Regions from separate parts of the Mus musculus genome. Here region 2 is linked to region 1. The links are chromatin loops, found by intact Hi-C in ENCODE. Cell type or tissue: heart. All regions are shown on one strand.

Region 1 (8,000 bases):
TTAAATATTTAAATATTTATTTTTTAACATGTGGGGGGGGGGAGGACTACTCTTGACTCTTCAGGGACCTATGTTCACCCAAAGTCAGGAAGCCTACATCTGTCTGTCAAGGCACCTGTCCTGCAGTGCATCTTTGAGCAAGTCAGCACCTTCTCTGAGCTCAGTCTGTCTGCCCTGTCTGTCACCGAATGCTTCAGCCACTGGAAACAAGGAGGAAGGACATTATGTTAACGGACAGACTCTACCCTCAATAAAATCAAATTAGCTTAGCATTTAGCCAGCCAGCTTTCTGCCAATTTTTTTTGAGACATGCTCCTCCTAGCTATAGGTAGAGGAAACAGAGGCACCAAGAAGACAGTCCTACACTGATGGACGCAAACACTGGCCTCTGTGCAGGTGTCCCCTGAGGCTCTAGAGGCTCTAAGTTTAAGCTGGGGTGTCCTTGGGAGTGGCCAGCTAGCTGGAAGCAAACACACACCAGCTGCTGGGAAGTAACTCCCACACTTGAGTTTCGATTTCCTAGGTTCCTAGGCTTGGCTGTGTTAGGGGTGGGGCTTTGGACTTGATTTCCTCTTTCTAGAAACCCGGGTGCAGGGCAGAAGGCCCAGGACTTGAGCTACAGTGCTCTGCCTCGACAATTGACAAGACCAGCTAGCAACGATGGGAAACTGGCTGACTGGAAACTGGTCATCTGACAGGTCATCTGGCTATTCATCTGGCTGGTCACCTGGTGGGTCTTCAGGGGTGCCCTCCGGGCCAGTGCACAAGTTAGAAAAGTCTATCCAGGCAAACCTCACACCCAACGAAAACTGTCTGAAGCAGATTGCGGTGTCCTCGGTGCCATCGCAGAAGCTAGAAGGGTATATCCAGGAAAACCTCAAACCTAACAGAGAATCTCTGAAGCAGATAGACCAGGCCGTGGATGCCATCTGGGACCTGCTGCGCAGTCAGATCCCTGTGAAGGAAGTGGCTAAGGTGAGGCTCAGGGTGGGGGCCAGGGCTCTGCATCCCAGGAGAGTTCGCTGTTCCCAAAGGTGGTGGTGCTGAGCATTGTGCCACACAGGGCCCAGGGGATTGCACTTCGAAGGCTTTCCTCTGAGGACAGACAGTGAAGGGGCCCAAGCTGCTGCCAGGTCTTCTTCCACCTGGCTGCATGACTCCCGGAAGGGTCCTTTACCTCTCTGTGCCTCAGTGTCCAGATCTGCAGAATGAGGTCAGCCTAGACCCCACTTCAGAGTGTTGTGATGGTGAAGCACGCAGTGTTCTTAGCACAGGGACGGCTGTTATCAGTGCTCAGTAAATTACCAGGGATTGACTACATGCATTTGTGCTTTGCCATAGAGTGTCTTTGACTCCACATTTATGAGATTTTTGTTCGTGTATCTTTTTCATGCCTACATAGTACTCTACCATATCTATTTTTTTTCCATGCCTGTATAGTATTCTGCTGTGTTATTTGTTCGTCTTAGCGCAGTTTTGAGTTGACCCCAGTTTGGAGCTAGCATGCAAAACATGGACACAAACTGGTGCTGGCAACCTGATTTTAAAATGCCAGTGCCATTTGGGGGATTTCACTTGATTTAAGAAATGTCACTACCTGGAGCTTCAGAAAGTCTAGATCTCACAACTGCCCCTCCATTTCCCCACAGGGTGGCTCCTATGGCCGGGAAACAGCCCTAAGAGGCTGCTCCGATGGTACCCTTGTTCTCTTCATGGACTGCTTCCAACAGTTCCAGGATCAGATAAAATACCAAGATGCATACCTTGACGTCATTGAACTGTGGCTGAAAATCCATGAGAAGAAGTCAGTAAAGCATGAACATGCCCTTGTAGTACAAGTGTCTGTACCAGGGCAGAGAATACTCCTGCAATTACTTCCAGTCTTCAATCCTCTACGTGAGTGATCTGGGGACTGGGGGTGGGGGGGGTGTCCAAGCATTCTGGGAGTCCTGGGAGGCCACTGGGGTCCCGTGGGCTGAGGCTGTCTCCAAAATGGAGCTTGTAAACTCCTGTCTTAGTCACTGGTCAGTTGCTGTGAGGAGACACCCATGACCAAGACAACTCTTATAAAAAGAAGCATTTAACTAAGTGGCTGGCTTCGAGTTTCCGAGGGTTAGCCCCTTATCACCATGGTGGGAAACAGACAGGCATAGTGTTGGAGCAACTCCGGACCTTCAGAAGAGCAGTCGGGTGCTCTTACCCACTGAGCCATCTCACCAGCCCAAGGACACACCTCTTAATTCTTCCCAAACAATCCATCAACTGAGGACTAAGTGTGCAAAGATAATGAGCCTCTGGGGTCCATTCTCATCCAAGCCACCACAACTCCCAAGAGACAAGAGCCTCCTTCCCTAGGCATACTCTGTCTAGCACTTCATTTTCATCTCATTGACTTTGGATACAATGTTCTAAAGGGGAGCCTTGATAGGTGAGAGGGTGGATGAGTGATGGGCAGATGGACAAATGGTAGAAAGGAAGTGGACAGGTGGATGGCTGGGTCCCACTAAATGTGTGTTTGTGTGGGTGGATGGATGTAGGGATAGGTATGCATGTATGAGGATGAATGGATGGATGATGTGTGGACAGATGGAAAATGAATGGAAGCATTGTGGATGGATGGATGGATGGATGGATGTGTGGGTAGATGTATGTATGTATGTTAAAGTGGATGGATGGATGGATGGATGGATGGATGGATTGATGGATGTGTGGATGTGTGGATGGGTGGGTGGATGGATGGATGGATGGATGGATGGATGGATGGATGGATGTAAAAGTGAACGGATAGATGGATAGATGGATGGATGTGTGGATGGATGGATGGATGGATGGATGGATGGATGGATGGATGGATGGATGTAAAAGTGGATGGATGGATAGATAGATAGATAGATAGATAGATAGATAGATAGATAGATAGATGTATGGATGGATAGATGAGTGGGTTGGATGGATGGGTGGATGGATGTGTGGACAGATGGAAAATGTATGGATATAGGGGTGGACAGATAGATGGGTGGAAAAACAGAAGCACGAGAATGTATCATAGCTATTCTGCCAGCAGTGGACTCCACTGGGCTGACAGCCCAGGACCTCTGAGCTGGAGGCCAGGGCCCCTTCATTGTCCACAATCCTGAGAAACTTCTGGGTTACTGAGCCCTTGAATGGCCACCGCCTAACCATTTTCTGACAAGATGGAGATGTACGTACACCCACATGATGACATTCCCAGAAAGGTGGCATCCCTGGGCCCTTCCCATCTTAGGGTTTGAAGGTGAACTGTCCCTACAGGTTCATGTGTTTGAACACTTGGTCCCAGCTTGTGGAGCTCATTTCAGAGGGTGTGGAGAGGAAGTGGAGGGCTGGGAAGTGAGTCTTAAGGGTGGTAACCCCAGCCTGCTTCTGGCCCCACTCCCATTCTGTGTTTTCTTCCTGGTCCAAGACGGCATCATGCAGCATCACCTCCTGCAGCCATATCTTCCCCACCATGATGGCTATACCCTCTAACAGGGAGCCAAAAGAAAGACATCCCTCTTCCAACCAGAAAAGGGACTGACACATGACCCCCTGGGTCCCTTGTCACCAAATCTAAGATCAAAGGAACCAGCTAACAGGTTCGTTTAGTTGTAATGGTGTGCCTGCCTTGAAAGGGCTGCAGGAAATTCTGGGTTCTCGCTTCTGATACACAGAGTCTGGTAGTAGGAGTCCAGTCCAACTGCTGCCTTGACCCAATCAAGGAAACTGCTGGGAGAAGAAACTCTCCACATGTAGTACTGTATGATGCCACCAGATGGCGATAGATTTGCATCTTCCAAAATAAGATTTAATTACAAGAAAGCAATAAATGTTGCTGAAAAAATAAGACCCTACGGGGGCTCTGAAATCGCTTCCTTTACTAAATAAAAAGGCCAACTAGCCTGGTATACTTGTCTCTACCAGGTCAGGCAGACTGTTGTTGCCATGGTTTCTGTAGTTTTGCCCCACATGAGGCTTGTAAGACTTGTTACATTGTTGCATAAAGGACTTCAGTTATGCCTGGTATAGAGTCACTAGTCAATAAATGGCAAGGGCACGTGCCCAGTACTTGCTGGGGAGTCCATATGGTTCCTTGCCCAAAGCTGTGTACCTAAATATGAACAGCGGAACTCAGTGAGCAAGTGTGGAAACTAATTGGTCCGTACACCTCTCCCTTTCCTGGTCCTGTCACCTCCAGGTGCCCGAGTCTGTGTAAGAGGCATTGGTAGAAGTGTAACACAGACGTATGTAGTTGCACACAAACATTTGGCTTTGGTATTATCCAGAGGCCTTCATTTCTCATGTGTAATTTACTGCCTCATGCTGTGTGTGGCTCCACTGATTCTGTCTTGGGTGCACGCGCACACGCACGCACGCACGCACGCACGCGCGCACGCACACACACACACACACACACACACACACAGAGCCTTCATTTTAGCTTTTATTATCTATCAAGGAGAATAACCCCACTGTTAGCTTTCCCAGAGAGCGAGCAGATCAGGCAATAGAGGATCTTCCCAACTCCAGCTGAGCTTCCCGCTGCTCTCTCCTGTCTCTAAGGCTCCAATGAGAATCCCAGCTCCTGTGTCTATGTGGATCTCAAAAAATCCATGGATCAAGTAAGAGCCTCACCAGGGGAGTTCTCAGACTGCTTCACCACACTGCAGCAGCGGTTTTTCAAGAAATATCCCCAAAGACTGAAGGATTTGATCCTATTGGTCAAGCACTGGTATGAACAGGTAATGTATGTTGTTGCCTTGTTTTGTTTTGTTTTTCCTTCTGCAACACGTTTATTGGGAGAGCATGGACTGCGTAGGCGAAAGCTGTTGCCTTGTTTAAGAGGGTCTCAGTCTAGCCTGGAACTCAAAGTCAGAGATCCACCTGCCTCTGCCTCTGCCTCTGCCTCTGCCTCTGCCTCTGCCTCTGCCTCTGCCTCTGCCTCTGCCTCTGCCTCTGCCTCTGCCTCTGCCTCTGCCTCTGCCTCTGCCTCTGCCTCTGCCTCTGCCTCTGCCTCTGCCTCTGCCTCTGCCTCTGCCTCTGCCTCTGCCTCTGCCTCTGCCTCTGCCTCTGCCTCTGCCCCTGCCAACTCCCAAGTCCTGGGACCAAAGCCACCATGCCCTACTGTATTAGCTTTCTATTGAGATCATTCATAGTGAGGAAATTTCAACCATATTAACAACATACCTCAACCTGATTTGATCTCTTCTTCAGCCACAAACCAGAATAGACTATTTTCTCAACTCAAGGACATGGTGGCTACCTGACTGATCCCAGCACTCTAGAAGAGAAGACACACAGCTCTAGAGTTTAAGGCTAATCTCAACTTCTGAAGCTGGTGAAATGGTTCAGCAGTTAAGAACACATATTGTAGGCTGGAGAGATGGCTCAGCCGTTAAGAGCACTGACTGTTCTTCCAGAGGTCCCAAGTTCAATTCCCAGCAACTAACTACATAGTGGCTTACAACCATCTGTAATGGCGTCTGATGCCCTCCTCAGTGACAGTATACTCACATATATTATATAAATAAATAAATTGAGAGAGAGAGAGAGAGAGAGAGAGAGAGCGAGCATGCACACATTGGTCTTCCAGAGAACAAGGTTGGATTCCCAGCACCTGCATCATCCATCCCACAACCAACTTTCACTCCAGAGGGATCTAACACCTCCAGGTTATGCAGGCACCAGAACATGCAAACAAAACACCTGTACACATAAAACAAAAATTTGACTATATATTTTTTAAAAATTTAAATTCCAATATCAGTTACCACTTATGGGGGGTGGCATAGTATATGTGTGGAGGTCAGAGGATGGGTTTTCTCCTTCCACTATATCGGTCCTGGGGATTGAACTCAGTTCAACGGGCTTGGTAGCAAGCACCTTTCCTCACTGAGCCCTCTTGCTGGCCCTCCCTTATTTTTGGACACTGTAAATGGATCACATTGCACACAGTTGATATCTTATTTCATTCCACTTTTGTGCCCTATCACTACATAGCAATAGCTTTTCCTTCCTATATATTATTCTGTTGAGGTAATATAGCCATGTCTTTCTTCTCTGCTGTGCTGGGCCTTTGGGTCATTTCTCTATAAATTGGATCCTTGTGGGTATTCTCCAATATATCTTTTGTGATCTTCAGCACTCATTTTTCTTGGGTAAATAGACACAGAATTGCTGAGTTCTCAGACAGACCTCCAGACAACATGTATGCACATGTCTATATTTACACACATGGACTCTAGATGAAATGTAGCAGAAGGTATTTATTTAGCTTTAGTAGACTGCCAAGTGTATTTTAAAGACCACTGTTCCAGAAGCTGGAGAGCTGTATAAGCCCAAGGACCCAAGTGAGGATCCTCACTACCAGTGTAAAGCCAGAAGGATAATCTGCACCTGCAACTCCAGCGTAGGCACAGCCAGAGCCCCAGGAATCCCTGGGCTCACTGGCTGGACGCTGGAGCCAGCAGTGAGCCCAAGGTTCAGTAAGAGATGCTGTCCCAGCTGGAGAATGGAGCCTGAAGGAGGTACCTGCCCTTGACCTCTGGTCTGTCTCTGTCTGTCTGTCTGTCTGTCTGTCTGTCTGTCTCCCAGTCTCTCTGTCTCCCTCTCTCCCCCCCCACACACACACTCACAACTCAAACTCACATACCTGCATGCACTCATACATTCACACACTGACACACTCCTTCACCCTCACACACGCTGACACAATCACATGCACGCGTGTGCACGCTCACACACTGACACACACACACACTTCCACATGCACACACCCACTCACACTCATGCACATGCATGCACTCATATAAATTCTTGCACTCATATATACCCACATAGTCAGTCACACATGTTCACACTCACACACACTCTACATTCACATACACTCATGCACACGCACACGCACACACACACACACACACATTCACCGAGAGACACCCCACATTTACCATCACATAAGCATCCACACTCTCACCTACACACACTCACACACACACACTCCTATAAGCAGTGTGAGTATTCCAGGTGTTTCTTCTACACCTTCACCAGTATCAGACCATACAGACACAGTGACTTGCAGGTGTGGGGGATGCTCTTTCTGATGGCTTCCTGATGGTCTCGTCTTCTGTCCCAGTGCCAGGAGAAGTGGAAAACACCCCCACCTCAGCCATTGCTGTACGCACTGGAACTGCTCACTGTGTATGCCTGGGAACAGGGCTGCCAAGCTGAAGACTTCGACATGGCACAAGGCGTCAGGACCGTGCTGCGACTTATCCAGCGGCCGACAGAGCTGTGTGTCTACTGGACAGTCAATTACAACTTTGAGGATGAGACAGTCCGGAACATCCTTCTGCACCAGCTCAGGTCCCAAAGGTACCCAGCTTCCGGAGCTCTCCAGCTGCAGGCCAGGGCCCCACTGAGAGCGAGTTCTGAACCCTTGCTAGGAGCCAGAGCGAACCTGAGGGTCTGCTTGCAAAGGAGAGCCAGCTAGTGCATTTCACGGTCCCAACTCACGGTTAGGTTTTGTCTGCCAATGGGTGGTGGGAGGAGGGGGTTGGGAAAAGGGGGGAAAAAGTTCTCAGCAAGGAACAGAGGGATCTGAAAAGCCGAAGTTGAAGAGTCAGTATGGCGGGCTACTGGGGATCCTTCAGCAGCTTAGGGAAGCCAGAGCCTTCAGAATCTGGGCTGCCAGCTTCCCCTAGCCCCTGCAGTGTGTGTGTCTGTCTGTCTATCTGTCACCCATGTATGTACAGATGCCTGTGGAGGCCAGAGGTTAATGCCAAGTGTCTCCTCACATCTGTTCCTCACTCTCCACTTTGTGGAATTTATTTTATGTGTATGAATGCTTTCCCTGTGTCTTTTTTTAAAGATGTATTTATTATTATACATAAGTACACTGTAGCTATCTTCAGATGCACCAGAAGAGGGTGTCAGATATCACTACGGGTGGTTGTGAGCCACCATGTGGTTGCTGGATTTTGAAC
Region 2 (8,000 bases), 67 kb after region 1:
TCTGGAGCCTCTTCTGATCCCCACAGGGTTCCGGCGCTCCCCGTGAAGAACTTGAATGGCACTGGCCCTGTCCACCCAGCCTTGGCAGGTAAGACCCAGCTCACGAGGCCCCGCCCACAAGCTTCATGAGCTCCGCCCCTCTGATAAACTAGTGGGCAGGCCCTTTCCCTTTGGGTTTGCTTGGCTTTCACCTGAAATGGTTTTCTTCAGTGGGCAGGGGAAACACCCTGCCCTCCACCCTCTGTGGCACCCACCCAACGATGAGGAGGGCGTGGCTTCTCATGACTCCACCCCCTCATCACTACCCCCACCCACCAGGGATGACCGGGATCCTGCTGTGTGCAGCGGGGCTGCCGGTGTGCCTGACACGAGCACCCAAACCCATCCTGCACCCACCACCAGTAAGCAAAAGCGACGTGAAGCCTGTGCCTGGAGTGCCCGGCGTGTGCCGCAAGACCAAGAAGAAACACCTCAAGAAAAGTAGGTCCCGTGTGACCCCCAAACACAACTGCAGTATTCTTAGGACCCAGCATGCACCTGCCTCTGCTTTCCGCCAGCCCACCCTTCGAGCCCTCCTTCCTACCCCTCCCCCATCTGCTCCCCAGCACTTGAGCCCCACCCCTACTCCTCCCTCGTCCCGCTGTCTCTGCAGGCAAGAATCCTGAGGATGTGGTTCGGAGGTACATGCAGAAGGTGAAAAACCCGCCTGATGAGGTGAGCCAGCCAGGTGGAGCCTCAGCACCCAAGACCAGTTCTCCTCCTGTCCATCCTGGCCTCACTGTCCTCACCAGATCCTGGGGGGGTGGGGGGGCGGAGCTTAAGTTTAACAGCATCGCACCTGTCCATCTTTGTGATGGACGGTTTTATGCCAAGTCTTCCATTCCGGCTTTTGCTTCGGGTGATTAAGCATTTAACCCCTGCTCAGGGGCTAAGCAGGCAAGGAGTCAGCTCCAAGATTTTCCATCTCCTCCCCACGAAACTTTGTACCCCTCTCTGGCCTTCCTCATGGCCCTCCCCCATCTCCCTGGCCCTCCAGGACTGTACCATTTGCATGGAGCGGCTGGTCACAGCATCTGGCTATGAGGGCGTGCTCCGAAACAAGAGTGTGCGGCCCGAGCTTGTGGGCCGCCTGGGCCGCTGCGGCCACATGTATCACCTGCTCTGCCTGGTGGCCATGTACTCCAATGGCAACAAGGTGGGCCACAAGGTGGGCTGCCGTGCAGTGGGAGGGGGCCGTGCGGTGAGGTGGGCAGTGGGTGCGGGGCCCCGGTGGGACCCCAGGGGCCTCACAGCAGCACCCCTGTCTCAGGATGGCAGCCTGCAGTGTCCAACCTGCAAAGCCATCTACGGGGAGAAGACAGGGACACAGCCACCAGGGAAGATGGAGTTTCACCTCATCCCGCACTCGCTGCCTGGTTTTGCAGACACCCAGACGATCCGCATCGTCTATGACATCCCCACGGGCATCCAGGTGAGCTCCACAGGCCACAGCCCCAACTCTCTGCCCCTCCCCCAACTCCCCGATTCCGTCAGTGGTCTGAAACCCTCCTGCCTGTCCCTGCAGGGCCCTGAACATCCCAACCCAGGCAAGAAGTTCACAGCCAGAGGCTTCCCTCGCCACTGCTACCTACCCAACAATGAGAAGGGCCGAAAGGTGAGTGCCCACCTGGTCTCCACAATAAATGATGGCAGAGTCCCCAGCCGCTATCTTTTATTTGTTTGTTTATTTATTTATTTATTTATCTATTTATTTATTTATTCATTCATTTACTTATTTTGGTTTTCTGAGACAGGGTTTCTCTGTATAAGCCTGGCTGGCCTCGAACTCAGAAATCCACTTGCCTCTGCCTCCCAAGTGCTGGGATTAAAGGCGTGTGCCACCACTGCCCGGCCGCAGCAGGCCCTGAATCTGCTTCCTCTCATTCACTAGCTAAACAAAGGTTCACAGAGGGTAAGAAACTTAACGCACAGTCACACAGCAACCAAGTGGCAGAGGCAGGATTTGAACCCAAGTAGCCCTTCAAACCCTCATCTTCACACTTAGGGCACCTGATTTTACCTCTTTAACCAAAAAGCCAGCACCTTAGATTGCCCTGTGAAATCTCCAGATCTTTAATCGTGGGAACTAATTCACAAACTGACTCTTTAGTACTAAGAGTGGGGTCTAAGCCCTGCCTGTACTAATGACAGGCTCCGAAAGAAACAGAATTTTATGTAGTGAATGGATGGTGTAATGTAACAGGCATAAGGATCAGACTGCCCGTTACATTCACTCCCATCCCCCTATCCCCCCCCCCCCAAGGTGCTGAGATTGCTCATCACCGCCTGGGAACGCAGACTCATCTTCACTATCGGAACATCCAACACCACGGGCGAGTCGGACACCGTGGTGTGGAACGAGATTCACCACAAGACGGAGTTTGGTTCCAACCTCACTGGTCACGGCTACCCCGACGCCAGCTACCTAGACAACGTGCTGGCTGAGCTCACCGCCCAGGGGGTTTCTGAGGCCATGGCCAAGGCCTGAGGCCTGAGTTGCCCGCCTTCCCTTTTGCCTTGCCTCTAGCCTGGCACATGCCTCCCTCCGCTCTCGGCGGGAGGAGCCAGAAGCGCTAAGGGGATCTGGCTGGTGGCTGTGGGGGGGGTGATGGGAGTCCACCAGGCCAGCTGGCTCCAACCTGTGGCTTCCGGCAAGAGCAGCAGAGATAGGACCACCAGCAAGGGCGACTTCCCTATGGAAAACGATGGCGCTTTGCCCTTCACACCACACACAAACGCACACGTGTCCTGTTGCACGCACGCACTCACGCACGTACACCACGTGCCTCTCCACTTCTCCCAGCTTGGGGAGAAAGAGACAGAAAGGCCCCCATGACATGTCCTGTGGAAATACCTGTGTCTCCATTACATCTGTATAGGCTCGTCCCTTTCCCAGGACTTGAGTCAAGCACGGGATAGTGGGGGGGACTCTGTAAGGCTTCAAGGGGTCGCTCTGCCCCTGGGCCTCAACCCCTTAACCCACGTCAGCGCTGCCACCTGCCCACTGAGCACTGCAAAGCCAATGGGGTAGAAACCCCAGGTTATTAAGTAGCTTTTCGCAGGCCACTGGGGACGAGGCTATCTTAACTTTGTGCTTGTGTCTATCTTTCCCGGGACCCTGACTTCTTCTTCTTCCTGTGTCCATCTCTTGACCTCTGTCTATCCCAGGCAAAGACATCGTCCTTGCCTCTGTACCGGCTTCTCCCCCACTAAACCGCTCCGGACATTTGAGACCCACTTCTGGCTTCAGGAGCGAGGGGAGGAGGCCTTGTTCAGGCTATACACGCATCAAGCTGAGCAGGCAGCAAAGCGTTAAACTTCTCCCTGCTTGAAAGTGGGCGGTGGGCGGCTGATCGTCTCAGGCCAACCAGAGGCCCGTTGCCCAGGCAACTCACCAGCTCCGCCTCTGAGGATTGGCTGCTGGGATGGAAGTCAGCCAAGCTTTAAAGGGACGCCAGCAATTGCTCTTTTGGAAAAAAAAAAAAAATCTACCAGTCCCACTGTGGGTGGAGAAATAAATGGTCTTTCTCCTTGTCAGGCCTTTTTCTGCCAAGAGAGGGTGCTGGGTGACTGTGCTCCTCTGGAACACCGGGAAGACAATAGCAAACGGAGGACCACGGTGGGGCGGGGGTGGGGGTGGGGTGGGGTGGGGGAGCAGTGCATGGGTCTTGTAACTGCCCAGTCATGCAGCATCAAGAGAAGTAGACAGGATTCTCTTGCGTGCAGCCCTCCAGGAGAATGAGGAAGACCTGGGAGACACCATATCAGCTCACCGAGGCCACCCTACCCTGGAGCAAGGAGCAGGGGAAGAGGCTCTGGCAGCTCAAGTGGACCCAAGCCTGTGGGAGATGCCCCAGTTCCAGGCGACCCTTGCTGGTCACACATGGGATAGCGCCACACCCTGCCTTTCTGTCTTAGGCAAACTCAGAATTCACAGGCTCCGCCAGCCGACTTCCTCCGCTGTGGGTCACTCTCAAATCATACCTCACACTCACAGAACCATTGAGCCCCAGAATTCAGATGCCCCCCCAGACCGTCAGATGCATTCAGTGGCTAGGGCAGGGTCTGGGAACCTCTGTTTCTAGCCAAGGAGCTTCTGACTGAGCCCTAGGGTACCCCGATTTTAACACGTCACGGCTAAGCATGCTCACGCATCACTTTATACAGGGTATAAGAGAGAGGAAGAGCCTGTGTCCGGCTTCGAGGCTCTGAATTGGCATGCTGGGCCCCCAGTCCGTTCTTCTGAGAACACCTGGTTGGGGCTGCCAGATGAGAGTGGAATACAGAAGGATCTGTGAGGTCACAGTGGCTAGCAGAAGTGGAAAACAGGAAGTTCCTGGCCAAGCCTATTGAATGCTTTTCTGAGTCCGCCAGGGTTGGCGTTCAGGTACAGCTGTATCCAGCAGCTTGGGGTGAGATGGGCGCCACGGGTATTGGAAGGGCTGTGTCCAGTGAAGCTGAGACTCCAGGCTCAGAGAAGAAAGTGAGGTTTGGTCAGTACAAGACTGGGCCCTACCAAAGGCTCCTATGCCCTGGCTGGCTACAGAGCACACAGGACCAGGCTTTGTCTGGGAGGCCCCAAGCAGTGAAGAAGGGGGCCTCAAGAAGATGCCTGGGCCAAAGAATGCTCAGGGAGGCCCCATGGCTCTGTCCCCAGCTGGCTCTGGCACTTTCTCAGCATCCAGCATCCTAGAGGGCCACTTGCTCCTATCCCCGTTTCTGGAACTCCTCGTGGGCTTGCTCCAAGTCTTCAAGTACCTGCAGCAGGTGGGTTGTGGCTGCTCTCTGCTGGGCCAGAACCTCAGCACAGGGCCCTGGAGGGAAAGAAAAGGCCACAGGGTTCATCAGGCTTCTGGTGGTTGTTACAGATTCCACCTCCTGATGCTGTAGGGTTTTTTCCCCCCATGCAGGAAGAATCCCCAAATTCACCAGGATACTGTCCCATTGGTGAACTGGAAACAAGAGGGCATGCAAGAGCAGGTGTGCTTGGCAAACCGGGGCATGCATCTGTAAGGGACAAGAATGGAACTCTTCTCCCTTACCGTCTGTGGCACTGGAGTCCCTCCCAGGGTCCACTTCTGTGTCCAGGCTGGAATCCTCCAGCAGTTTCAGCCTGAGAGTTGATAGGAAAAGGGACAAGGCTGGTTTCTGAGGCTCAATGCTGCTCCTACCCAAGATTCTCTGCTGCTTGTAGGAGAAATCTCGTCATCACCATGGTTACAATTGTCATCATTATCACCATCACTACCATCATCATCATCACCACCACCACCATCATCACAACCTTCACCACTCAGTCACTACAAACCTTTCTAGAGTAGCAGACACTACACCGAGAAGCCTTGTACGTGCATAAATTCATTTACTTATACAGCCAGCTTACATGAGGTACCAATAATCCTGTTCAGATAAACCACTGACACACAGAGAGATCAAAGAACTTACCTACTGTCACACAGCATACTAATAGCTCCTACATATGGGAGGTTACGTGGTGTCCTTTCACAGGATCACCTCTGACCCTTAGGACAGTACTATGAGGTCAGTGTCCTGTCACCTCCTTTTTCATATGAGGCACAGAGAAGCCAAATAACGAGCTGAGAACCACACAGCCCCTAACTGGCCGGGATCTGAATTCAGGCAGCTAAGTAAAGAACCTTTTCCATAGTGGGATGGGATACACCTGTCACTAAATAACAAAGCTCTTAAGGCCAGGAAGCTGGGGGATGGAGGGAGGTGTCCAAGGCACCAGGAAGGATCAGAAGCCAAGTTATATAGACTAATCATGCCTAAGTCTCTGGAGCCCCCATTCTGTAAGTTCTCACTTCTTGTGAGAGGAGGTATGTCTTTGTGGGAGGAAAAGTGGCCTTGTGAGAGGAGGTGTGGTCTTGTAGGAAGAGGTGTGTCCTGTGGGAAGAGGCGTTGCCTTTGGGGTGTGGCCTTGCAAAAGGGGTGTGGTCTTGTGAGAAGAGGAGTGGCCTTGTGAGAGGATGTGTGGCCTTGTGGGAGGAAGAGTGGCCTTGTGAAAGGAGGTGTGGCCTTGTGGGAAGAGAAATGGTCTGTGGGAGGAGGTGTGGCCTTTAGGGGAGGTGTGGCCTTGTGAGAGGGGTGTGGCCTTTGGAAGAGGCGTGGCCTTGTGGGAGGAGGTGTATCACTGGGAGTGGGATTTGAGGTTTCAAAAGGCTCAAATCTTTTAGCTAACCCAGTTAGCTCTCTCTGCCTCCTGCTTTGGGATCAGGATGTGAGCTCTGAGCTGCTCCTGCTGTCTTGTCTGCCATCATGGACTCTAACCCTCTGCAACTATAAGCCCCGAGTTACAAGCTTTCCTTTATCAGTGTTTTGTCATAGCCATATAAACCTTAGCTGAGACGATCCCAGTCTGCCTTTCGGATCTAAGCTCTGCATCCCTGGACACTGAGGCCCCACGGCGGCCCACACACATCTGAAAGCTTAGCCAGGGTGATAGAAGATGGATCAGTGGGGCTGAGCTGAAGCTCAGCAGAGTACAAAGCTCTGAGTTCCATCCCTAGCACGGGCAAATAGAAAAAGAACAGGAAGAAAACGGGCTGAGCCTGCAGTTCAGTTGGTAGAGTTTGCCCAACATGCATGAAGCTGGAGGCTCAGTCCCCAAGACCACATAAACCAGCACACACCCAAAGCCCAGCGCTGAGGAAATACAAGCAGGAGGATCCAAAGTTTAAGGGTATCTGCCACACTGCGAGTTCAAGGCTAGCCTGGGCTACATGAAACCCTGAGGGAGGGAAACACTTCTTCAGGGATGAATGAATGTGAGGAGGCCACGGCGAGGTGAGGCAGGTGACACCCACCTGAGCTGGTCCCGCCCCAGGAGCAGCTGGCGATACACTGCCTGGGCCTCGGCGTCAGGATCCAGTGGGTCACTCCAGTCTCCCAGTGTGATGGCTGAGTGTGTGCGGCTACAACCAGCAGCTGAGGGTACACAGCGTTGTCAGGAAAAGTCTTGTCCCAGGCTCAATCACATCCTGCCTTCACCTGTGCAAGCCTGCTCTTAGCCACGCTCCCCCTGTAGCTCCTGCATGGGTTCCAGCCTCCTCCCTAGCCTCCCTGCCTCCATCATGAACCCTGACCCTGTTGCTCTTGAGCAACTTTACACAGCATAGAGCCATCCAAGAGGAGGCTCTCAAATAACAAAATGCCCAGATCAAATTATCCCGTGGTCACATCTGTGTTGATTGTTAGTGGGTCCAGCCCACTGTGGGTGGCACCATTCCCTATGCCGGTGATCCTGGGCTGCATCAGAAAGCTGGCTAAGTGTAAACCCATGGGTGAGCCAGCAGATGGAGTTGTGCCATGGTCTCAGACTAACCTTTTCTTCCCCTAAATTGCTTTCAGGCAGAGTGTTTTATCCCAGAAAGAGAAGGGAAGCCAAAACAGACCACAAAGATCCACTAGCCCTGCTCCAGCCCCTTCTGTTCATCCTGATTCCAGCTCTGCACATTCTCACTCACTGTCTCCACTTCACACTAGCCAGTCAAAGCAACACCTTCTCCAGGAAGCCTTCCTGATCCCTGCCTTGGGGCTCAGTCTCAGACAAAGCCTCAGGCTGGTCATTCTAATACTTTAAGTGTTTAGCTGGAGCTGGGTTGCGGGTCAGTAGTAGAGAGCTCAGGGCTAGGGATTCATCCCCGCAACAGCAGAGCAACCTGTCACGGTCATCATATCCCCATCTAACTTCAACACATCTGTCTCTGCTGTGAAAACCTGACACATAGTAGGGATGTTGGAAACAGGACTTGCATGAAGCAAATACTACACTTTGAATATATCAACTTGGTATCAGCTAATAGGACCAAGGAGGTACCGGCTGTCTGCAACCCCACTTCCCAGATGAGAATACTAAGGCACAGAGAAATTAAGTCACACGCTGGAGGTTGCACCACACGCCCAGGTGGAAGTGGGATGCTTCTGACTGGCAGATGGGG

What was found. Hi-C counts contacts between places; a loop is a spot of excess contacts. Peaks named below come from ENCODE experiments on the same cell type or tissue, not always from the same donor. Only the 100,000 strongest peaks of a DNase experiment are listed, where the experiment ranks them.
Region 2: a loop joins it to region 1, with 8 times the contacts of the local background. A loop is called at or near these places in 10 of 42 quality-filtered maps.

Annotation. Positions count from the first base shown.
Region 1 is chr5:120,742,434-120,750,433 of GRCm38, reverse strand. Oas2 (2'-5' oligoadenylate synthetase 2) reads left to right here and starts at 586. Exons shown (of 11, transcript NM_145227.3): 1 at 586-975; 2 at 1,650-1,896; 3 at 4,579-4,757; 4 at 7,151-7,389. The coding sequence starts at 661. In heart, a CTCF peak has its summit at 3,786 (motif pointing right); a DNase peak (open chromatin) is centred at 513; H3K27me3 peaks cover 2,677 bases.
Region 2 is chr5:120,675,775-120,683,774 of GRCm38, reverse strand. It overlaps Rasal1 (RAS protein activator like 1 (GAP1 like)), which reads right to left. Exons shown (of 22, transcript NM_001359144.1): 20 at 6,867-6,987; 21 at 5,082-5,152; 22 at 4,178-4,853. The coding sequence ends at 4,747. Dtx1 (deltex 1, E3 ubiquitin ligase) reads left to right here. Exons shown (of 10, transcript NM_008052.3): 4 at 27-88; 5 at 319-480; 6 at 653-714; 7 at 1,037-1,195; 8 at 1,310-1,471; 9 at 1,565-1,654; 10 at 2,303-3,511. The coding sequence ends at 2,527. Among named protein-coding and RNA genes, the nearest start is that of Rasal1, 31 kb to the right of the region's middle. In heart, a CTCF peak has its summit at 3,927; DNase peaks (open chromatin) are centred at 3,404 and 3,904; H3K4me3 peaks cover 1,800 bases; H3K27ac peaks cover 1,661 bases; H3K27me3 peaks cover 4,340 bases.